Regions from separate parts of the Homo sapiens genome. Here region 1 is linked to region 2. The links are chromatin loops, found by intact Hi-C in ENCODE. Cell type or tissue: GM12878. All regions are shown on one strand. Links, peaks and the distances in the headings refer to the core of each region. The heading gives the core; the rest is flanking DNA. Region 1 overlaps LINC00970 (long intergenic non-protein coding RNA 970). Region 2 holds the start of LINC00970 (long intergenic non-protein coding RNA 970).

Evidence for each region. Hi-C counts contacts between places; a loop is a spot of excess contacts. Peaks named below come from ENCODE experiments on the same cell type or tissue, not always from the same donor. Only the 100,000 strongest peaks of a DNase experiment are listed, where the experiment ranks them.
Region 1: it touches region 2 in a loop (2.2-fold over the local background); 2 of 110 quality-filtered maps call a loop at or near these places.

The regions. Positions count from the first base shown.
Region 1 is chr1:169,019,694-169,032,030 of GRCh38, forward strand. All of the region lies in intron 3 of LINC00970 (long intergenic non-protein coding RNA 970), which reads right to left. Among named protein-coding and RNA genes, the nearest start is that of LINC00970, 61 kb to the right of the region's middle. RefSeq lists an enhancer at 5,240-5,299. In GM12878, for the core only: no CTCF peak of the experiment used is centred there; DNase peaks (open chromatin) are centred at 5,398, 8,008 and 8,418; H3K27ac peaks cover 459 bases.
Region 2 is chr1:169,086,275-169,098,611 of GRCh38, forward strand. LINC00970 (long intergenic non-protein coding RNA 970) reads right to left here and starts at 731. Exons shown (of 5, transcript NR_104091.1): 1 at 681-731. In GM12878, for the core only: no CTCF peak of the experiment used is centred there; DNase peaks (open chromatin) are centred at 5,094 and 5,366; H3K4me3 peaks cover 539 bases; H3K27ac peaks cover 1,332 bases.

The DNA of each region.
Region 1 (12,337 bases), core at 2,179-10,178, 67 kb before region 2:
CCTCTCCCCACCACCCCATCCATCCTCTGAGCTGAGCTCTCCATATCCTTGCAGTCTAGCTTCGGGGTCTCTGAGCCCCCCAGGTGTGTTCTGAACTGCATTCTCTGATCAGAACTCAGCTCTCTGAGCACCTGGGCTCGACTCATTGCCTTTGGCTCCTCCTGCATATCCCAGCACCACTTTGGAATGGGCTGGGTGGGACAGAGAGCAAGGGAAAGAGGAAATAAAAAACAGAGAAAGAAGAAAAGAGAGACAAATAATGAAAGCACAAAAGAGCAGCAAAGAGAAGGGGAGAGAAGAGGAAGAGGAAAAACGCTCAGGCAGTCAAAAGATGAAGAGTCAGGGACAGAAAGTAAGGCCACAGGAGAGTCAGCTGGGAGACCCAGCAGGGTGTTAGGGAGAGGACTAATTGTCAGAGGCAACTGCAAAAATCTGCACTTGTCCTAGGCTAGTGGTCATCAAACTTGAGTGTAAATAAAAATCACATGCTCGTGAAAATACAGATTTCTAGTCCATGTTCCAGGGTTCTGATTCTTTAGGCATGTGCGGGGTCCTATAAATCTGTACTTTTTAAAAATAACCAGCCCAGGAGCTTCTGGGGGAGGTTTTGGGAAATACTGATGTCCATTCTCAGGAGGGCACTTTGTGGCACACGAAACTCTGAGGAAATTCTCCTCAGAATTTGATATCTCCTCAGAATTTGATATTTTAAATGCTCGAGTTTGGAACTCAACTGTCTTGGACTATGCAAGCAACAGGTGGGCTCCAGGAGTGGCCCGATTCTGCTCTCCAGGTAACTGCCTGAATCTGGGAGGATGGCAGGTGCTCTCTGATGGACAAGTCTCTCCTCTGGGATGTAGACAGTTAGAATAGAGGGTCTCCAAGGACCTTTTCATCTAGAAGAAACCCACCAGTCTCCTGAAATGTGATGCCCATCTTGATCTAACTAGATAGACACTTATATTCTGAGGTCAAAACTTGACCAAATGTTCATTCTCCAGCCATAGGTGTTAGACAATACAAGTGCCTTTTTAAAAAAAGAAATATTAAGGCTAGGCATACTGGCTCATGTAATCCCAGCATGTTGGGAGGCCAAGACAAGAGGATCACTTGAAGTCAGGAGTTCCAGACTAACTTGGGCAACATAGTGAGACACCATCTCTTAAAAAATAAATAAATAAATAAATAAATAAATAAATAAATACATAAATACATAAAAATTAAATTAGCCAGGCATTCTGACACATACCTGAAGTCCCAGCTACTCAGGAGGCTGAAGCAGAAGGATCTCTTGAGCCCAGGAGTTTGAGGCTTCAGTGAGCTATGTTTGTGCCACTGCACTCCAGTCTGGGTGACAGAGTGAAATCTTGCCTCTAAAAAAAATTAATAAATACATAAAAAAAAAGTAAGAACTGATTTTGTTTTTATGAACTCCTTTAAATTGAAGTTAATGCCAACAGGCTTAATTATATGTATAGTATTTTACAATTTTCCTCAAGTATTTCTAATTCCTTACAAGGATGACTATTTTGTATTTTAAAGTATTTTTTTAAGAGAAGATGACCAAGTGTGTGTTATAGCTTGGTTATCTTATGGGCTGGTGAGTGTAGTGTGTTTGATATAAATAAGTTAACTCTTAGAATGCCAAGGTTTTTTTAAAACTTTTATTTTAAAATAAAAAGAGTACAAATGCTGGTGTGCTACATAGGGAAACTTGTGTCATAGGGGTTTGTTGTGCAGCTTTTTCATCACCCAGGTATTAAGTCTAGTACCCTTTAGGTATTTTTCTTGATCCTCTCCCTCCTCCTACCCTTCACCCTCCAAAAGTCCCCAGTGTCTTTCTTCCCCCTTATGTGTCCATGTGTTCTCACCATTTGGCTCCCACTTATAAGTGAGAACATGCAGTATTTGGTTTTCTGTTCCTATGTCAGTTTGCTAAGGATAATGGCCTCCAGCTCCATCCATGTTCCTGCAAAGGACATGATCTCATTCCTTTTCATGAATGCCAAGGTTTTCATTCCATCATCTTCTGACAGATACCTTCTAAATTATGATGCTAACATTTCTGCCTTGGGAAAGGGGACTTACTAGATTAACTCCTCTGCCTTATTTGTAAAGCCCAACATTAACCCTATAATAGCTCATTTCTCTTCTGCAGCATCACTTCCAGCTGCCCCATGAATAAATCTTCCACTTCATTTATTCTTCCCTCTGTACCTTTGCCATTGGACCTTCAATCTTCTGGAATGCCCTCCTTGATGTTCAGCCCACCTAAAACTCCCTGTCCATCAAAAGTCCCAAGAGCCAGTAACATCTCTCTAATCTCTAGGTCCCATACACAGCCCTTAGTAAGCATTCAGCAAATATTTGCTGAGTGAATGAATAATTCTCTGTTCCCCACACACACACAGGTTGGATTTTCCTTCTTATAATTAGAAACCCCTTTTACTAATATTTTATCTCTCATACTACATTTTTTTCAATGAATTATTATACCCATGTCACCTCGTAACTTGAAAAAAAACAAAAGGAAACAAAATGGCCAGGCATGGTAGCTCACACCTGTAATCCAAGCATTTTAGGAGGCCTAGGCAGGCAGATCACTTGAGATCAGGAGTTCAAGACCAGCCTGGCCAACATGGCGAAACCCCATCTCTACTAAAAAATACCAAAAAAAAAAAAAAAAAAATTAGCCAGGTGTGGTGGTGTGCACCTGTAATACCAGCTATTCAGGAGGCTGAGGCAAGAGAATTGCTTGAACCCAGGAGGCGGAGGTTGCAGTGAGCCAAGACCATGCCACTGCACTCCAGCCTGGGCCACAGACTGAGACTCTGTCTCAAAAATAAATAAATAAATATTATTGTTGCTAGTGAATCCTGGGATACTTGAAGGGATAACCTTTGCCTGCAGATCAATCCTAAAATCCATGAGAGGTCCTTGGCCTGATTTCCAAGGTCACCTATAATCTCCATCTACTCTGCATGCCCAATCCTTTCTCCCAGTAGTTCCCAACACATTTGGTCTGCCACTTCTACACTGACTCTTCAACCCTTCATGTGTCACCCTTAGTGCTCCCTCTTTGCTTTGCTCACACCAGTCACCCATATCCAAAGTACCCTTTTACCTCCCTCACACCTCTTTAAATCCCACTCAGCAAAAAAGGTTGATGATGCATCCCATCATTTCCATAAGGTTCACCCTCACTGCTATAATTCACATTGAGCTCCCCCTTCTCCAAATTCTTACAGCATAAACACTGTGTCACATAATTTTCTGTATCCTATATTGTGGCGCTTAATTTATACCTAATTTTCATATATTGGTTTTTATATCTGTTAGTCTTTTTCCTACAAATGGATTATATAGTTTGAAGGAAACATCTGGGTATAGAACAAGCTGTGTGTCTGCTTCACCCAGAGCCCCCTTTTAAAAGGAATTAGACCAAATGAGCAGCCACACTGTGTTCCTGTATTTGTTCACTGGGGCTGCCATAACAAAATGCCACAGACTACAGGGCTTAAACAATAGAAATGTATTTCTCACAGCTCTGGAGGCTGGAAGTCCAAGATCAAGGTGTCAGCAGGCCTGGTTTCTCCTGAGGTCTCTGTGCTTGGCTTGCAGATGGCCATTGCCTTGCTGTGTTCTCACACTGTCTTTCCTCTGTGTACCCTGCTATCTCTTTTTGCATCCACATTTTCTCTTCTTATAAGGACACCAGGCAGAATGGATTAGGACCCATGCTCACAACCTCACTTTAACCTTATCACATTTTTCAAGGCCATATCTCCAGATACAGTCACATTCTGAAGTACTGGGATTTAGGGCTCCAGCATATAAATTTTGACAGGATACAATTGAGCCCAAAACAGCTTCAATCATCTCTATCATAGATTAGAATGGAGCAGATGCCTGATCCATAGGCATGAGTTAGCTATTAGCCCAATCCATCGGTTAGCTAGAAGTTCATCAAGTGGCTTAATATGAAAACTCTGTCCAGTGGGGGACCATAGTAAATACGTAGGAGAAACAAATTCTTTCCTGAGAACTTGAAGTGGAAAATATGCCTGCTGGCCACAGGAGAAAAAGCTGAAATATGAATGCTGTATATTCTTAGTCTCTTCCCTCCCATTTGTACCATACCCTGATATTTAGCACAGTATTTGATATATACTCTGAGTCTGGCTTTGGCATAGATTCATTCTACCAGCAGTGTTACATTTTCAAGAACTTTTTTTCTTCAGGCAATATCTGGCATTCGGTCTCATTCCCTCAACACCTAATTCCTCACTTCTAGTTTACTAAAAATGAAGGATTTTGGCTGGGCATGGTGGCTCACACCTGTAATCCCAGTACTTTGGGAGGCCAAGGCAGGCAGATTGCTTGAGCTCAGGAGTTCGAGACCACCGTGGGCAATATGGCAAAATCCCATTTCTACCAAAAAATACAAAAATTCAGTATGGTGACATGCACCTGTGGTCCCAACTACTTGGGAGGCTGAGGTGTGAGGATCACCTGAGCCTGGGAGGTTGAGGCTACAGTGAGCCAAGATTGCACCACTGCACTCCAGCCTGGGTGACAGAGTAAGACCCTGTCTCAAAAAAAGAAAGAAAGAAAGAAAGAGAGAGAGAGAGAGGAGGAGGAGAAGGAAGGAAGGAAGGAAGGAGAGAGAGAGGGAAGGAAGGAAGAAAGGAAGAGAGAGGGAGAAAGAAAGAGAGAGAGAAAGGAAGGAAGGAAGGAGAAGAGGAGGAAGGAAGGAAGGAGAGAGGGAAGGAAGGAAGGAAGGAAAAGAGAAAGAAAGAGAGATGAAGGAAGGAAGGAAGGAAAAGAGAAAGAAAGAGAGAGGAAGGAAGGAAAGGAAGGAAGGAGAAGAGGAGGAGGAAGGAAGGAGAAGAGGAGGAGGAAGGAAGGAAAGGAAGGAAGGAGAAGAGGAGGAGGAAGGAAGGAAGGAGAGAGAGAGGGAAGGAAGGAACGAAGGAAGGAAGGAAGGGGGAGGGAGGGAGGGGAGGAAGAGGAGGAGGAGGAAGGATCTCTCACATCTACCTTCAAAAATGTCTTCTATTTGGAGGCACTGGAAATAACAAGAATAACTGTAGAAAAAACATTCATATGTTCCTGTGAGATGCAAACTATATTCAATGTTCCAGTCCCTATTGCTGTCATACAAACTACTCAACACTTAAGACAAAAACAAACCAATTTTTTTTTTTTACTATACCCACATAATATGTGGGTCAGGAATTCAGAAAAGGACAGCTTATCTTTGTGGTACAATCTGAGCTGTCAGCTGGGAAGACTTGAAGCCTGGGGGTGACTTGACAACAGGAGATTGGAATCTTCCGAAGACTCACTCACATGTCTGGTGGTCAATACTGACTGTTGGCTGGGTCTTCAGCTGGGGCAATCAACTGGAACACCAGTTATAGCTGAGTGGTTTTCTCAACCAGCTCCCTGTCTATAGTAATAAAGGGGGAGTCCAAAGGTCTCAGACTTTCATTTGTACTGTTTCTGTTCCTTTCTGTGCAAGTTAATATGATTCTTTTAAAAACTTTGTGAACTATTGGCATATTAACTTATAATTTATCCCATTAGACAAACAGCCACAGCTGCAAATCTCTCTGAGCTAAGTCTTTCTCCACCTTGGGCTCCCTGTAAGGCTGTTATGGAACAGTGACCTTAAGATTCCTATAAGTCCTATTTTTAAATAGAGAGGGAGGCAAGCTCCCAATTGCCTCTCTGTAGTGAAAACAGAGTGAATCCTGGAGGAACAATGAGGCAGGGAAGCTGAACCTGGCATTTTCATTCAAAGTCAAAAGCTACAAGGAGGGTTGCAAGTGGTGCCTCTACTGGCAGAAGTCAAAGTCAAGCCCTCTCTGGAGGAAGGGTCACCAAGTCAGACCCATAGGACTCACATCTCTTTAAGCTCAAGTGATGAACCAGTGAAGATGACCAAGCACACAAGAAGTCAAACCACTAGTGACAACAGATTTAGACACCCAAGAATTGCAAATTACGGAATTGTCAGATTTTAAAAAAATAATTGTTATGAATGAAATCTTAAATGAAATAAAATATTTGCTGCAATAGCAAAAATGAGCATACAAGAAACCACCAGCAGTGAACAATCTTAAAATACTACTCCAACTCCTGACCTCAAGTGATCTGTCCACCTCAGCCTCTCAAAGTGCTGGGATTACAGGCGTGAGCCACCATGCCTGGCCAGCCTGGTCAACATGGTGAAACCCCATCTCTACTAAAAATACAAAAATTAGCTGGGTGTGGTGGTGCGTGCCTGTAGTCCCAGCTACTCGGGAAGCTGAGGCAGGAGAATCGCTTGAACCCGGGAGGCAGAGATTGCAGTGAGCCGAGATAGCACCATTGCACTCCAGCCTGGGAAACAGAGCAAGACTCCGTCTCAAAAAAAACCCAAAAAAACAAAACAAACACACAACAACAAAAAAACAAAACTACTCCACAAGTTGCTTATTAACTTTAAAAAGGAGTGAATAAAAGGTATCTCCAAATGGAGAAATCTGGTGGAACCGACCTCACTATGTGATCAAAGTGAACATCAGTGTTGTAACTCTGTGCTATGTTGTGCCTGCTGTGGTGATGCATGGAGAGGGGCACAGTGTCATATATGCAGTATTCCTGCCCCAAATGTTTAATTGGAATCCAAGAATGAGGAAACACTTCGATTAATCTATATTGAGGGACATTTTACAAAACAGTTCAAGAGTGGCTTGAACTCTTCAAAAATGTCAAGGTGAGGCTGGGCACAGTGGCTCACACCTGTAAACCCAGCACTTCAGGAGGCTGAGGCAGGTGGATCATCTGAAGTCAGGAGTTCGAGGCCAGCCTGGCCAACATGATGAAATCCTGTCTCTACTAAAACTATAGAAATTAGCCGGTCATGATGGCGTGCACCTGTAGTCCCATCTAGTCAGGAGGCTGAGGCAGAAGAATCACTTGAACCAAGGAAGTGGAGGTTGCAGTGAGCCAAGATCAGGCCACTGCATTCCAGCCTGGGTGACAGAGCGAGACTCAATTGCAAAAGATTAAAAAAAAAAAAGTTACGGAGATAAGAAATTTGTTTTTAAAGAGGGGCTCAGGACTATTCCAGATTTTTTTTTTTTTTTTTTTTTTGAGACAGAATCTTGCTCTGTTGCCAGGCTGGAGGGCAGTGGCACAATCTCCTTTCACTGCGACCTCCGCCTCCCGGATTCAAGCGATTCTCCTGCCTCAGGCTGCCGAGTAGCTGGGACTACAGGTGCCCGCCACCACGCCTGGCTGATTTTTGTATTTTTGGTAGAGATGGGGTTTCACCATATTGGCCAGGATGATCTTGATCTCTTGACCTCGTGATCCGCCCGCCTCGGCCTCCCAAAGTACTGGGATTACAAGCATGAGCCACGGCGCCATGCCTTGTTCTAGATTTGTAAAAACTAAACAAATAGAACAGCTAATGGAATGAATGATTATTGATTCTATCCTGGATTGAAAAATAAGAAAAAACATTTTTAAAAATATTACTGTTGGAACAATTGGGAGACATCAGAATTTGGCCTATACATCAAATAATATTATGTTTTCAATGTTAGATTTCCTGAATGTGATACTTGTATTGTTGCTATGTTGGAGAATGTCCTTGTTCTTAGAAGACATGTGTTAAGATATTTAGGTAACAGTAATTGAATTCTCTGTGAAATGAATTCTTAAATGGCTTATCAAAAAAATATTTGTGTGAACATGCAAGTGTGTGGAGAGAAAGAGAAAAAGCAAATGTGGTAAAATGTTAACAATTAGTAAATCTAGATAAAGGGTAAATGAACATCATTGTGCTATTCTTGTAACTTTTCTGTAGGTCTGAATTTTTTTAAAGAAAGAAAAGTTTGGGGAAATATTAACCACTACAAAGCAAAAGTAGAGTGTATCCAGTTAACTATTAGTATCAACACTCCCACAGATATGTTGGGGCCATTCCTTTCTGCAGGCCAAGGCGGAGCTCAGCCACTCCAGACAAGGCACATGGAGATGAGGTCACTTTGCCAAGGTCACAAACACCATCACTACATTGCCAGAACTTCCCTACCCGCATGAAAATATCTCCTTGACCTTGGCTGAATTGGAAAATTTATATAAAGGATTCTGCTCCCTTTTATATCATTAACTAATCTGTTGTACAGATTAAAAGATTAGAACACACAAAAACATAAAACGAAATAAATTTAGGCATGCTAGAGTGGAGAGATTCAAGTTGATGCTCTCTGGCATTTTTCTTTCATTCCTTTGATGTTGTTTTAAAACTGTTTGGCCAGAGAGAAGGAGAGAGGGCAAGAAAAGAAATTAGTGCTGCTATGAATAACTGCAATCAACCACCAATTTAGGGAGTCACTGGAGTAGAACACTTCTCAGATGTCAGTGTTTCTCAGCTACACATTGTCCTTTCCTTCGATTATCACTGGCATGTCACCATATTCTGCAAATCTCAGCACCACTGCACCTCCGGCCCACTGGTCACTCATGCTTAAAAGCATGCGGCTGGGGGAGTAGACTGGGGGGACGGCCTCAGCCAGACCACTGTGGAGCCAAAAGAGTGCGTAGGGCTCTGTAGTTCTACTGGCTCAAAAGAATTATCTGTACTTGCATGGCCTTGAGGAGAGACAGGACTGTTGGAGACAGATAAGATTATTTTCTTTTTCCCTCTCTCCAGTGAACCAAACACAATTCCCATTCTGGCTTCCCAGACTCAGGGCTCATGTTTGAGCTTTTCTTTTCTCACTTCTCTTGGTCAGAGGTGATCACTTTTGCAGCTCATGACACATGTGTGATTTTATGTACAATACCTTAAATAGCACTTTTAGAAAATCTGTTTTCTGGCTGGGGGCGGTGGCTCATGCCTGTAATCCCAGCACTTTGGGAGGCTGAGGCAGGTGGATCACTTGAGGTCAGGAGTTCGAGACCAACCTGGCCAACATGGTGAAACCTCGTCTATACTAAAAATACAAAAATTAGCCAAGCGTGGGGGCGCACGTCTGTAATCCCAGCTGCTTGGGAGGCAGAAGCAGGAGCATCACTTGAACCTGGGAGGCGGAGGTTGCAGTGAGCTGAGATTGCGCCACTGCACTCCAGCCTGGGTGACAGAGTGAGATGAAAGAAAGACAGCAAGAAAGACAAGAAAGAAAGAAAGAAAGAAAGAAAGAAAGAAAGAAAGAAAGAAAGAAAGAAAGAAAGAAAGAAAGAAAGAAAGAGAGAGAGAGAGAGAAAGAAAGAAAGAGAAAGAAAGAAAGAAAGAAAGAAAGAAAGAAAGAAAGAAAGAAAGAAAGAAAGAAAGAAAGAAAGAAAGAAAGAAAAGGAAGGAAAGAAAGAAAGAAAGATCTGTTTTCTGGTTAGCCTAAAATGGCTTGTTCTGGAGGAGATACTGACTGTCCCAAGAAACAAAGCCTGCTACGTGCTGAGATTTTGTAACTCCAAGTTCTTCTCAGAAGCAACTTGTAGACTGCATAGGGTTGCATGGACTATTGTCAGGACTCCCCTTTCAGGAAAACCATATTGCAGGGAGGACTGTGGGATGGTGAGTGTTAATGAAGGGCCTAGAAAGCTGAACTGGTAGAGAGATTCGTGACTGATAAGAGATGATGGGGTTTTGTGCGTTAACACAGAGATACTACGGTACTTCTCTTTCTGCTTCTGTCTCCGGGAGATAAGTTAGGCACAAAAATGACCCAAAAAAGCATTCTACTCATCTCTTCCCACCTCTTCCCTGCACAATCATCCCTCTGGTAGCACAGGAGCTAAAACCAAGTCACAGCTACCACAATAAAGGGACTTAAGCACTCAGTGAATGCGTAGCCGAACTCTGGCTAAGGTTAACTTGTTTCCATTCACTAAGTCAGATTAAGAAGAAAAATAAATCAAAGTTATCCTTATAATCACATATTAATTCTAAAAATAATTGTATTTTCACCCCCTACAGCGTGCTAGGTAGGTTTGGAGATGCAAAAATAAATAGCCCACAGCCCCTTCTCTCAGGTCGCTTGTCGTAGAATAGAGATGAGCCTTCCTGAAACCAGGGTAGTAGAACCACTAGAAAAGGAGAAAAAGACAATCTGGAAAGACAGGATAAATCATGAGGCAGCATCCAGCAAACATGGGAAGAGAGAGGGTCTGTACCCAGGGACTGGAAAAGGGACATCTCTTCCACAGAGACACAAGGGAAAGAGGAGATAGTAGATCATTTTCACAGTGCAACAAGGTCACCACCATTATAACTCTTAGTTTGTAATGAAACTAGTTTGAGCCATGATGGATTTATCACCAGCAATGTCCCCAAAAGTTTCTAAAATCGATGGCTTACATTAAAGAAAAAAGAAAGAAAAATAATTTAGAATCATTAGATGAAGGATTTGTAGGGCAAGCACTTAATTATAGCTAAGTGTAATTTCCTTAAGCAAGTCATCCTCTATTAGTTATATTATTACACATATTATTCTTAAGTCTGGTGATTAATACTGACTTTAACATTTTTAATAAAAGTTTCAGAATTATTTATGTTAAGTGAAATAAGCCAGGTACAGAAAGACAAATGCTACATGATCTCACCTATATGTAGAACCTAAAAAAGTTGAACTCAAAGGAGCAGAGGGTAAAATGGTGGTTACCAGAGGTAGGGGGCTGTGGAATTGGGGAGATGTTGGCCAAGGGATACAGAATTTCAGTTAGATAGAAGAAATAAGTTCAAGAGATCTACTGGGCACCATGGTGACTATAGTTAAAAACAATATAGTATATACGGGAAAGTTGCTAATAGAGTAGATTTTAAGTGTTTTCAACACAAAACAATAAGTATGTGAGGTGATGGATATGTTAAATAGCTTGACTGAACCATTTCACAATGCGTACATATATCAAAACGTCATGTATTACCCCAAAAATATATGGATGCCATTTTTATTTGTCAATTAAGAAATAAATAAAAATTTCAATATTTTTTTTAAAACTAACTGTTTATATAAGAATATAAGGCAACAAGTTAGTTATTCCCAAAATATAAACATAAAGATAAAATCTGGAGAATAAGGAAACAAAATCATCTAGGTCAAACGGCTTCTGTGATGACCTATACTAAGTGTAATCACAATTCAGTGAGCCTGATCTTCTCTCAGGCCTAAGTTGTACATTGATCCTGAGTCCAATCCTGGAGTCAGAAGTTGATGGCATTAGTTTCAACTCTTCTTTTTTATTTCAATTCTCTTAAAAATATGTTCTTATTTTGTCTTTCTTTACTACATAAAAAATTTGTAACAAGCTAGGTCTTATGCAATTATAGATATTTTCATAAATCTCTTTTAGTTAGGATCCTGATATCTAGACAATGAGAGTATCTTTTCAATAAACTGAAATGCCTGTAATATCAAAATATATTAAATATGACAGTTTTTTTAGCTTATTCTTTTTGTCTTACTTTGCTTTTCAAAAAAAGCAAAACTCAGCAAACTTACCTTAGACTATGAATGAGGACAACTCTAAAATGACCTAAGGTGACTACTAATACCACTTGTTGGTGGGGGCAGAGTTAATATGCTTTAGCTTTGGGGCATAGCTTTGTCATCTGAGAAAATTATAAGTTGAAAGGTCATTAAGTAAAGGATGTTCTATACTAAAATAAGAAGCTGAAAAATACATATTTCTCTTTAAAAATATATTTATTCTGTGTATCATCAGTTCCCAGAGGAATGCTTGGCAAATAAATAGATGTACAATTAATGGGTATTGTTGAATGAGCAAAGGCCGAGGACTTTGGTAAACGCTCTACATATATTTTCTCTGACACCTACAACAAACAAAAAAAATGGGTAGTATGATTTTCTACACTCTAGAGATAAGGAAACCAAAATTAAGACTGATTAAACATTGTTCATGTGGCCATCCGATTCTAAAGCCCTCCTTTTCTGTAACTCAAGGTCTGGAATTCATTTGAGGAATCATGCTGAGTACAGGAGATAGGTCAGATAGCAGAGGGCTCTGGGCTGGAACTCTCCTGGAGTGAAACTCCAGGGCTGCTGTGAGTTCACGGAATGAAGCTGAAGCACAAGACGCCACATCTTAGTGCAGTGAGAGGAAGAACACAAATCTGCAGGCTAATCTGAGAAGAGATCTGGAAGGACTGCCAGGAGGGAAGGAATCCAGCCAAGATTCGTTTACCTCTGGACCAAGAAGGCGCAGCCTCCTTTCTTTGCTTTCCATAGTTTTCATTATTTCTTTTCTTTTTTCTTTCTTTCTTGTTTCTTTCTTTTTCTTTCTCTCTTTCTTTCTTTTTCTTTCTTTCCTTCCTTCCTTC
Region 2 (12,337 bases), core at 2,329-10,328:
TGAGGGTAAGAAGTGGGGACCAAGGCCAACTCTGGCTAAAGAAGAATGGGGACAGGCTGCTCCAGGACTCAAGAGCTTGAGATTCATGCTAACCCACTCCAAGAGTTCAGGCCTCCACCAGAGGACATGGCTCTATTCATACAAGAATTTTATACAGAAAATAGTAGATCTGAGATTTACAAAACTCATTTTCAATTTCATAGGCTACAGCCTTCAGATAACTCCAAGTCACATCACATGTCTAATAGTTGTCTCAGAAAGAAGTACCCAAAAGGCATTTCCTCCAAAGGTCCTTCAGAAACTGTGAAATGGGCTCTATTTGAAGAAAACCATTTCCATCAATGTGCGCAGAGCCTCAGTATGAGTGTGCAGCACAGCTGAGCCTGTCATCCCTCGGAACACAGTCTGGGATTGCCTGGTGGCTGTCTGGCTATAAGGACTTTGGACATTATCCCCAACTCCCCATGGAAGAATTTTCCCTGTGTTTCCCACCAACAATACTGAGCCAAACTGCTTTTGATGTCCCCGGAGTTATCTGATCACCTAGATGACACTGAACAGAGCAAGATGACTAGGAGACAGCAGCTCAGCCCTGACATCTGCTCAAGGCCAGCAGCAAAAGTTCCAGGAGTTATATGAGCCACTAGGTCCATCCAATCTACCATCTGTCACTGGCTTACCTTGCCACCTTGGGTCACTGACTTCCCCACTCTGTGCCATCTGTGAAATGTGCATAATAGCACACCAAGTCCTTCTGTACCTCCTCCTTCTTCTCCTGTTCTCTCTCCCTCCCTGCTTCCCTCTCTCCCTTCCTCCTCCCTCCCTCTCTCCCTTTCTTTCTCTCTCTCTACCTCTCTTCCTATCCCCCTCTCTCTCCTTCTCTCTTTTTCCTATAGAAGAGAGATGATGTGTTTGTAAAGTGCTTTGAGCTCCTTGGAGATAGAGAGTCTATAAATATAAGCTGTTATCACTGTTACCATGGAAACACACACAGACAACTGTGCTCTGTTTCTGCATTTGCTGAGCATAATTCTGGCCTTCTTGCCCTGCTGGCTGTTAAACAATCAATGGTTTTACAAAGCTCAACAGCCAGGTAATAGGTGGAGCCTCAAGGCTGAACTTATTTGCTATTCAACTCTTCTTCATGTGAATTTTCAAAAACTGTGTTTCTGTTTGCTAAGGTAGAGGATCGTATAAGATTGGCCAGAGCCAGCTGTTAAACCAGGGATGCAAATAATGACAGGCATAGGTATGCCACCCAACCCAGGACCCTGATCTGTAACAAGGGAGAATTCCAATGAGCTGCAAAAATAATATTCTACCCATTTCCTAAATTTACTCCAACTCCTAACTCCTCAACTTTACAACCAGAGCTGGCAAAATGTTGGAATAAAGAGAGTTATGAGTTTGCACCCTTCTGCCAATTTGTGACCATCTGAAAAGCAGGGGCTATATCTTTTTCATTATTGTCTCCACAGGGCCTAGCACAGTGCCTGCACATAGCAGATGCTGCGCAGAGGCCTGTGGAAAAAAAAAATGAATAAGCGAGTTATAAATGGCTGTTGTTTTCTATTACACAGGTAAAAGTGTTGTTGAGTGAGGTATGCCGTCAAATGTTGGCTTGGGCCTCGGGATCTCAGAGGACATCAGTTTTGGCATGGCCAATCTGCTTCCTTCACCCTACCATCATAGTGAGAACAACGATATCACTTCACTTCTAGTTTAATGGGTGGTCCTGGGAAAGTTGCTCTGTATCTGAAAGCCCCATATAGAATGACGTAACCTAGTTGTTAACCAGACAACTGAAAGATCCAGTGCAAAAAGTGAAAGTGTGAAAACCATAGGAAAAGTCCTTTTTCCTCTCAGGCAATGCTGTGATCTCAGGGGTAAGTTTTCCAGGCCTCAGTTAGGAATGCAGTGAAATGGGAATGGGCTTTGGACTCAGACACATCAGAACTCAGTGTGTGAGCTCTGCCACTTACTGACCTTCCTGAGCCTCCCTTCTCCCATTTGTAAAATCAGAATAATAGCACTCTCTCACAGGTTTGAGGTGGCAGTTAAACAAAATTAGTATATAAACCCATAGCTCAGTGGCTGGCACCAGTCAATGATTTATGCATGATCATTCCATTCCATTAGTTTGCCAGTATGTATGAATATCCATTTATTTTGAATACTTCACTTACTAGTTTATTCTAAAGGCCTGGCAGATGTTTCAGGTCCCACTAAGATGAGTGTATGTGATGTCTCTGCCTTTGGAAAGCCGGATTGGAGGATGTGAAAGGGAGAGAGAAAATGCTCAAACACAGACAGGGAGTCGGGACCTGCTACATAATTTGCAGAGTCCAGTGCAAAATGAAAATGCAGGGCACTTGCCAGAAAATTTATTAAGAATTTCAAAAAGGTGACAACTGAGCATTAATCCAAGCAGGGGGTTCCACTAAGCTAAGGACGCCGTGTAACTGCATAGATTGCACACCGATGAAGTCAGCCCTAAAGCCAGGGCAGAGGTAAACTGGTTTCCAGGCTTGGTACAGACGATATACTGATGAAGTAAGTACAGTGAGTGATGCAGTTTCATGGTGTTACCCAAATGCTGTTTTTGTCATCAGGTAGCTCTAATATGATCACAGAGGACAGAGGTATTTTTTCTACAAAATACTTGAATACATGGAATTCATATTCTAAGCTAAACCTAACTGATAGTAAAGGTCATTTCAGGAGGAAAACACTTACAAAAACAAGCAAACTCCTATAGGAGTGGTTATGATTGCATAAAACACATAATAATTGTGTTCAGAGATTCAAATTGTTCCTGTATCATTGTTCATAGACGATATGGGGGAGAGGTCAAATTACAAAGCGTACAAAGCATTTATCTACTTACACAATTGCTATTTATTAAACCCCCTACTGTATACAAGGTATGGTGCCAGGTCATGTGAGGGAAACAGAAAAAGATATCATCAGCCATAATATGATCTCTCACGTTCCTTTCAGGTCTAACAATTTAGGATTCCTTGATGAAGACATAAGGCCTACCTTTAAGAAACGTAAGTTTAGTGCTGTAGCAGAAACTGAAATGGGCCGGGCACAATGGCTCATGCCTGTAATGCCAGCACTTTGGAAGGCCAAGGTGGGCGGATCTCTTGAGGCCAGGAGTTTGAGACCAGCCTGGCCAACATGGCAAAACACCGTCTCTACAAAAAATACAAAAATCGGCATGGTGTGGTGGCAGACACCTGTAATCCCAGCTACTTGGGAGGCTGTGGCACAAGAATTGCTTGAACCCAGGAGGAGGAGGTTGCAGTGAGCTGAAATAGCACCACTGCGCTCCAAAACAAAAAAATTAAAATGAAATTGCTCTGTATGGGGTGTTTATAACTGATTGCATAAATAAGCATACAAATAATTATTATTTATATTATTTTATAATAATATATTAATATAAATATATATTTATATTATTTTTATTATTTTATATAAATAATTTATATAAAAATCCTACAAATCAAAAGGAAATCTAGGCAAAACACCATATAAAAATCTAGATTTCTACTAAGCTCTTCAAACACTGAGAACATTGTTTTTCGTTTTTTTTTTTGTTTTTTTTTTAATCTGATAGTAAAACTAAGTCACAGAATAGACAATGGGTTCTTCTGGAGTCAAACAATAAAGCTGTGGCAAAACAAAGTCCCCTGTTGATAAATTACTGAATGTATTCACAGTGGTTCTCCATCCCCCTCTCCATCCTTGGTTCACTAATAAAGAATGTGCTTTAAATAAGCTATATGCCTCCCCTTTTTTCCAAGGTATAACAATTAATGGCATTAGTAAAAGACTCTACATAAATGTGTTGATGCCAATTTTGGAGCACGGGCTTTAGAAGTCAGACAACCTCGATTAGATTTTGAGTGTACCACTTATTAGGTATTAGTAACTTGGGCAAATTGCATAGTCTTCCATTTTCCCATAAATTGCAATATTAATTCCTCTCCAGTTTTGTTTCATTTTGTTTTGAGGATTAAAAGCATCTAGCTGTGGCTGGCACACAGCGACCATTCACCTGGTAATGTGCTCACTCCCTCCCCCCACCTTCTTACCTTCCTTCTATAAGACCTACTGTAAACAGAATGTCATGGGGCTGTAATGTATTTCACTGAAAATTGTGGAGTACCAAGATACAGCCCATGGAAGAGCAAACTAACCAGAGACAGAGTCAAGAAACCCAGGATGAGTAAGATCAAGACTGAGCTGATTAAGGATAAACGTTGACTTTATTTTCAACTTTGAATGTGCTAAATGCCATCATTGTGGGTTTCTCCTGGTTCCCCTTAGTTTATTATAATCCCTCACTGAATGTACCGTGAGCAATCCTGGCATTTGATCTGATCCAGGCATTTGAACAGCAGAATCAAAACGGTCAACTTAAAAAGAGGAAGGGAGATAAACAAGGCTGGAGAAAGAAGAGACCTAAGAGTTCTACCTGTTTTTGTTTTTGTTTTTCCAGGAAATAGAATTGGCAATTGTAAATGACAGATTGAACCTAAAGGAAGAAGAGAGATGTTATTTCTCTCACAGTCTATTATACTGGAATGCAGACAGAGAGCTGCTGCTGCAACATGGCCAAAGGACCCTGCCTGGGTGCTATTTGCAGGACACCAAAAGCCCCTAATAAACTAAACGGACCTAAAATTCCCCATTACTAGTTTCACATTAAATAAGGCACTGATCCCCAAGGAGTCCCTAGTGCCTGTGCACACAACAGAACACGGAATTTTGAGGGAATGAGCACAGGACATGGGAGTTCTGATGGCAGGGATCTCACTGGCTGAAAATGCAGAAAGAGGTTGAAAGCTGCCAAAGACAAGTTAACGCACTGCATGGCTTTGTCTGGCCTGGGCTTGGGGCTCTCATGGAGGTTACAGAGTGTTCAAGACAGCTCAGAACTGCCGTGTGGGGGAAATTCTCAGCCAGCCTCATCTTATGACCATCCTTGTAGTCAGGACTGCACAATCCTTCTCATTCTGTGCTTGTTCTGAGCCTACCACCCATCAAAATTCTGTTTATTTCAACCTTTACTAAGATAGGAGGGATTTGAGGTACACCGTTCTAATCCCCAGCATTTCGTTACGAAGAACAGGTTCCCATTCAGGCTAATTCTAGAAAAGAGGGTTTTAATGTCGGGATACAGAAATCTCACAGGAATCCAAGGACAGGGCTGCTTGGTACAGAGGGCCCCGTGAGAAGAGGAACTGAGAAGATGTTCAGAACTCTGGCAGAAGCTGCTAGTGGTCTTCCAGTGTTCATTCTTCTTTTCTTCTTAGTAATAGAACCCTGTGTGCTTTATGCGGGCACATGGCTGCCGGTTGCACACTACAGTCCCCAGCCTGCCTTGCAGCAAGGTATGACTATGTGAGTAATGAGGTATAAATGGAAGTGAGATGTACAAATTTGGCATCGTCTTCTTAAAGACAAAGCCACTTGTCCTGGATTTTCTCCTTGCAGTAAGACAGAATGCAGATGCAATGTTGACTCAGGCTCAGTCAAGCAAAGGAGGACACCACCACTGGGGATGCAAGAGTAACAAGACAGGAGAGCAGGCTCTCTGAATACCCACACAGCAGAGTCACCATTCCAGCCTGGATTATTCACCACCAGGCTGTTACAAAAGAAAGAAATAACTGCTATTTTCTTTGATTCCCTGTATTTTTAGGTCTCTATTACAGCAGCTTGGCTTACATCTTGCCTGACACAAGAATTGAGGGCTAGCTTATAGATGGAGCTTCCCTTGAGTCAGTGCTCACTCCAGTCCACTTTGCTATAGCTGGGTGGAAGGGGCACCGTAGTAAAAACAGCAGTTTAGGTAATGCTTCTGGCACATGTCTATAGATCATATCATGAGGCCAGTTCAATGAAGAAGCATTTGAACTCAGAATCTGTCAGGTTCCTGAAAATCCTCTACCAGGAGTATGTTAGCTCTGGAAGCATCATATTCTAAAATCCTCAGTGATTATGTTTTCTCAGTGCAAGTCATCAATTCTCTGGCATCCAGTGCTCATATCATGTCTAATTACAGCACTGGGGAGTTTTATATATACCTGTAGTTCTGGTTCTCAAACACTGGTGCACATCAGAATCAACCGACCTCCACCCCTAGAATTTTTCACTCAGTAGTTCTAGAATGGGGCCAGAGAATTTACATTTCTGCTAAGTTCCCAGGTCATGCTGATGCTGCTGGTCTGGGGACCACACTGTAAGACCCACTTAGACACTGCATGTACTACTGCCCCATGTGATGTAGGGAACGCACACAGCTGCCACTGGCATAGATACAACATCTTAAAGCCAGATGCTAATAGGAACACCAGACATTCTACTATTTTAGAATATTCAAAATACAAGGATGCATCTCCAGTCTGTGACTTGGTAACTAAACAAAAATGTAATTTATTTAACAAATATTGTAAGTACTTATTCTGTGTCAGGCACTGGAAGCTAGCCATGATGAAACAGACAAAAATATCACTCACTATTCAGCTTAAATTCAAAAGAGAAAAGCTATCATGTATTGATTTCTATTAGGTCTTAAGGCCTTAATTCTCTCAAGTTCCCACAATGAAAATAAAATATAGATGGCGTTATTTCCGTTTCCAAGATGAGAACGTGGAGCCTCATATAGTTAGGTAACTTTCACAGCTTCAGATGGCTGTGTCTTGGAAACCCATGCACTTTCCACAGCACCACAATTAAATATATCTGGCTAAGTCTACAAAGGGGCTCTTAGATAAAATCCTCTATATTTTGTCATCAAAAAATTTCTTTTTTTACTACCATAACCCAGAAACATCCCTGAAAAGTTGAGGACCTTGAAGTGTAAGGTCTCAAGTGCTGTGATGGGAGGATCACAGATTTCAAGAAGGGAACAGTTTATACCTCTTGCCAACAACCCACTTTCTAAACCATCTGGCCAGGTAAGTTACTGCTAGGTTGCAATAAACTTTTGGGGTTCAGAAGAGGTTTACTTTGAATATCAACCTTACATTAAACTAGCAAGTCCCCTGGTTAAAACTGGAGATTCCTCCTTCAATGATTTATTCAACATATATTTCTTGAAACTTTTATGTTCCAGGCACTGTGCTGGAAACTGGATAATTCACAAGTAAAATAATACTTCGTCTCTTTTTTTAAGGAGTTCACAGTTTGAATATAGCCCTTCTTCTTAGTTGTTCTCTGGGTACTGTGCTTGAGTCCTTCTTAGGGATATTTTCTTATGTTTTGAATACTTCATGGTTTGAATTTTTAATCTTTATTCATAACCCTAATTCATACATCAGCTCATTCTGTTTTCTTTTTAGTGGAGCTATTAATATATAAGAGTTGGATATTTGGCAAGATAGCATAATGAATTGTTTTTAAAAGAGAAATGACAGTGATTATTCAAAACCTTGTTAAAATACTAAAAAGAGGAGGTAAAAGCCAGGGCAATGGGAGAAAGGACAAAATCCTTGGAACGTAAAGAATCTATGATCCTTAAAGAAAGATAGGAAGCTGCCCTCAAGATGAGGCAGAGAAGGAAAGAATTATAGAAGAGGAAGAAGAGGCCTTTGGTGTTGAGTTTAAAAAGCAACCGGGTGGGCAGAAAGAAAGAAAGACCAAAATGTTCAGTGTAACTCTTGTTTTAAAGGACTTTCACACCATTTGTTGTTAAATTGTATGTTTAGACCTCACTCATTGTGGTTGGTCATGTGGATTTTTAACTTCAGAACAATTATACTCCAATTATTTTAATTTTAAAGAAAACAAGGATTAAAGTGCATGAGCTCACTTTAATAGGTGACCATATGTGTGATTAAATTTGGAGGCTGGAAATCAGACTTAAGGTTCTGTGGAGGACTTAGGTTTTGCTTCAGAAGCCCCTCAACAAGGATTTCCTGTCGCTACTCTACCTAAGAGAGGAGGTTGGTTGGGGGGAGGGCAGACAGTGAGCTACCGGGTGACAATCAAGTCTTGCTTTATTTCTTTGAAATTGTCTGTGCACAGGTGCTACCGTGAACACACATTGTTTCATTCCACATAATCTGGACTCCCTAAGCTCAATTAACAGCTGTCTCCAAATTTTCCTTGGCATTTTCAGATCTCAAAGAGAAAGTTGTTTTATAAGTTTCTTCTCTCTAAATGTAAGTAGACTGAGGTAGCTCTTAAATACAACAGTCTTATCCTGAAGGCTCATTCCTGTGTGCAGCATGGGCCTCTTAATAATACCTATACTGTACTGTCTTCCCAACTGCAATGGGCTTCTCAAATACTGTGGTGTGTGCAAATTACCTGGGAAGCTTATTCACATGAGGATCCCAGGTACCTCCTCAGATACCTTAATTCAATAGGGTTCGGATAAAGTCCAGGAATCTGCATGTTAATGGAGCTAAGCAGGTAAATCTGATATAGACAGTTCACGTCAATATATTGATAAACCCTATAGTTGCATTAGGGTTGGAGACAAATGTGCAGGTGCAGCGACTTCATAGATTCACCTAAATTCACTGAGTGCATACTATGTACCCATCACTGTGCTAGACACAGGGGATGTCAAGGTGGCAAAAGCTAGTGCTCATAAAATTAAAGTCTCAGCAAATAATCACATGAATGAAAAATTATTATCTGTGACAAATGGCACAAGGAAGAGTTATACAATGATAGGAAAACCTGTGGCTAAGGCATTTTTTTTCTTAGAAGTCAAGGAAGTCTCCCCTAAAGACTCCAGAGTGTTATCTTGCCAAGAGGGGAAAGATAAACATTCCAGACACAGAGGAAATAGCATGTGCAAAGGTCTTGTGGCCATGGGGAGTTTACAGAGTCGGAGAAGCAACCTAGTGTCCTCAATAATATGTAGTCCAGTGCTGGTCAACTCTTATACAAGCTTCCAAGTGTCGCTGTGATATTCCATCCTTCTGGAAGGCTAGTGAAATTGAAGGACTAGTGATCTGCTGAAAGTAGCTATTAGTTTACACCTAAATGGGAACTGCACTAAGCCCTACTGTCAGTTAACATGCTGAAACTGGCACCCAGCTGGCATGCTGGGGCTGAGTAACCACACCCTTCCCGGCTGCAACTTGTACTAAGAATGGACAATAGCTGTCTAAATCCCACAAGCCCCCAAAGAGGCTGACAGATATTGCAGCCATGATTGCAACAGGAAGTAGAGAAGGGTGGTGGGTGGGCAGAATATTAACAGAACCAGCCCTTGCCAACTGGGCAACGTCACAGACTGTGCCATGGCAAGGCATGCATCTGTTTCTGTGCACTCTTTTTAAGATTTTTCTCCAGCTCTATGCCCCTGTCATTTCCACAGCCATGTCTCCCGACCCCAGTGGCCTGAACTCTTCTAATGGTTTGCTCTTCGAATGGCTTGTCTTTCTTACCACAAAAGAAAGCGATTTGATCTTCTCATTGGAGAATAAAATATGAGACAATGGGCCCCCTCCTAGGATTCGTCTTGGAAAAAGGCTTTGACAATACTAACACAAAAGAGCACATCCATATGTGCCAAGTTTCTCTGCATCACTGTGGCATAAGCAGTGACAGAACCTCTAATTTTTAACAGGGGACAAGTACCCTGAGCAAAGACTGTATTTCCGAGCATCCCATATGGCTAAGTGTTGTCCTGAGGCCAAGTTCTGACCAATGATGTAGGAGCAGACGTGCAGGACATCTAGGATGGATGTTGCCTTGAAGGGTGGTTGGCACTTCTGTTTTTCCCCTCCTCCACCCTGGATGTGATGACTGGTGTCCATGAATGCAAGGACCATGTAGAAGGGATGTAAAAAGATGAGCTGGAAGGGGCCTGGCTCCCTGAGGACTTACTGGAATAAAGCCATCATCCCAGTCCTGGACTACCTACCTCTGGTCTTGTAAGTCACAGGGAAATAGAATCCCATGATGTTGAAGCTGCTGTTATTTTGGGTTTCTGTTACAGCCAAACCTAACCCTAACTGATAAAGCTATCATGGGGATTTTTTTTTTCTCTTTTTCTTTTTTGACGGAGGATCACAGTGAAGTTTTTCCTTGGAGTCCCTCAAATGTAGGCAATGATATTCTCCGCCTTCATGTGTGGCTGTGTGGTTTAACCCAAGCAGAATCGTGAGATGGAAAATGAACATGGAATGGAAGAAAGAGGTCTCAGTCAGAGACCAGCCCTGCCCCAAGCTCACCAGCTATTTTTCCACTCTAAGTTTTCACTTTGTCATATGAAAAATCGCCTCTAAGTTCTCATACAAATCTGATAGTTTCTACGACTTGGCATGCTCAGTTTCACCCAACCCCTGCACCAATCTGCCAATGAAGGGAAATTATTATTAGGATGAAGTGTTTGCATCTCACCAACAGGTTACATTTTAAAAATCCATATGGTACCTGTTTGGAACTTGCAACAGATTTTTCTATAGGTCGATAACATACATGAAGGTTAGCTTTGCAAGCACACTCCCAAAAGATATTTAATTAATGCACAGTTAAACTATAGTGCTGGGAGGTTCACAGAACCAAAAAAAAATAAATTGTAAAAGGTTGACATTGGGGAGTAAAGTGCTCAATTTCAAATTGGAGGAAGGGGTAGAAGCATCTTTTCTTCCACCCATGGCAGAGAAGGAAGCTGCGTTTGGTGCTGAGAACAATACCTGTATTCTGTGTCCTGGAGGCGAGAATAATCATTTCCAAGTAACTGCACTTTTTTCCCATAAGGGGTAGGAAGAGTAGGCCTGTGTGAGGACTGAGGGGAAGGGCATGGCAGGCAGAGGGGAAGCCCTGTGTTTTGGAGGTGAGAACAACATTGTTCTCACCTCCAAGTAACAACACTTCCATTTCACATCTAGATGTGCATGAAAGCTAAGAAAATGGGAGTCTTGATATGTTTCAAATATCCTATGAGACCACTGCCTGGTTTCCTTGAGTCTAATTCTAACTTCATTTGAAATATTGTCCTGTAGGTGAAAGGCCATTTTCTGAACATGTCCAAGTTTCCTTAAGCAAACATTATGCAGAAGCCATGGGAGAAGCAAAAGGAGGAAGATTGCTGTCTTTTAGGACAATGGTGTTTTACAGTTACACTTGACTTTTCCATTGGCCATCGTGGCATAGAGCTGAGCGTCACCCACTTCAACCCAGGAGGGCAGCAGTGGAGAAACAGTGAGGAGGGAACCTGATTTCCTATGCTAGAGGAACTTGCATCTCTCCTTCCTACCCCTTATGAATGGGGGAGTGATAGGCATGAAGTCACAGTTCCCTGATGAACTTGGATCTGCTTCACTCCAGTTCTTCTTTTAGAAAGGACTGTCTATGGATAAATAAAATGTGGCACATATACACCATGGAATACTATGCAGCCATAAAAAAGAATAAGTTCATGTCCTTTGCAGGGACATGAATGAAGCTGGAAACATTCATTTTCAGCAAACTAACACAGGAACAGAAAACCAAACACTGCATGTTCTCACTCATAAATGGGAGTTGAACAATAAGAACATATGGGCACAGGGAGGGGAACATCACACACTGGGGCCTGGCCAGGGGTGGGGGGCTAGGGGAGGGATAGCATTAGGAAAAATACCTAATGAAGATGACGGGTTGGTGGGTGCAACAAACCACCATGGCACATGTATACCTGTGTAACAAACCTGCATGTTCTGCGCATGTATCCCAGAACTTGAGTATAATTAAAAAAAAAAAAAAAGGTCAGTTTAGGGAGTGTATACTCAGGGCAGCTTGAATCTATGCTCCCAGGTAAACATTTAAAAAAGAAAAGAAAGGAAGGAAGAGAAAATAAAAGGGCAGTCTTGACCCTGCACTTATAAGTCTTATCTTTTCCCTGTTAAAAAAAAAATAAACTAGGCCTGGTGCAGTTGTTCACGCCTATAATCCCGCCACTTTGGGAGGCTGAGGTGGGAGCATCAGTTGAGCCCAGGAATTTGAGACCAACCTGGGGAAAACAGTGAGACCTCATCTCCACAAAAAATAAAAAAAATTGGCTGGGTGTGGTGGCATGTTCCTGTGGTCCCAGCTACTCTAGAGGCTGAGCTGGGAGGATCACTTGAGCCCAGGAGGTTGAGGCTGCAGTGATCCATGATCACACTACTATACTCCAGCCTGGGAAATAGAGACCCTGTCTCAAAAACAACAAAACAACAGCAAAAACAAACCCCCTTTGTCCCAATCAAAGGAGTTCTCTCATTCTACCCTAATGAAATGTATCCTGTTTCTGTGCATTTGCACATGCTTCCCCTCTGCCCACGCCTTTCCTCTCACTTCCTCACACAGGCTAATTCTTCCTTGTCCAAATGTC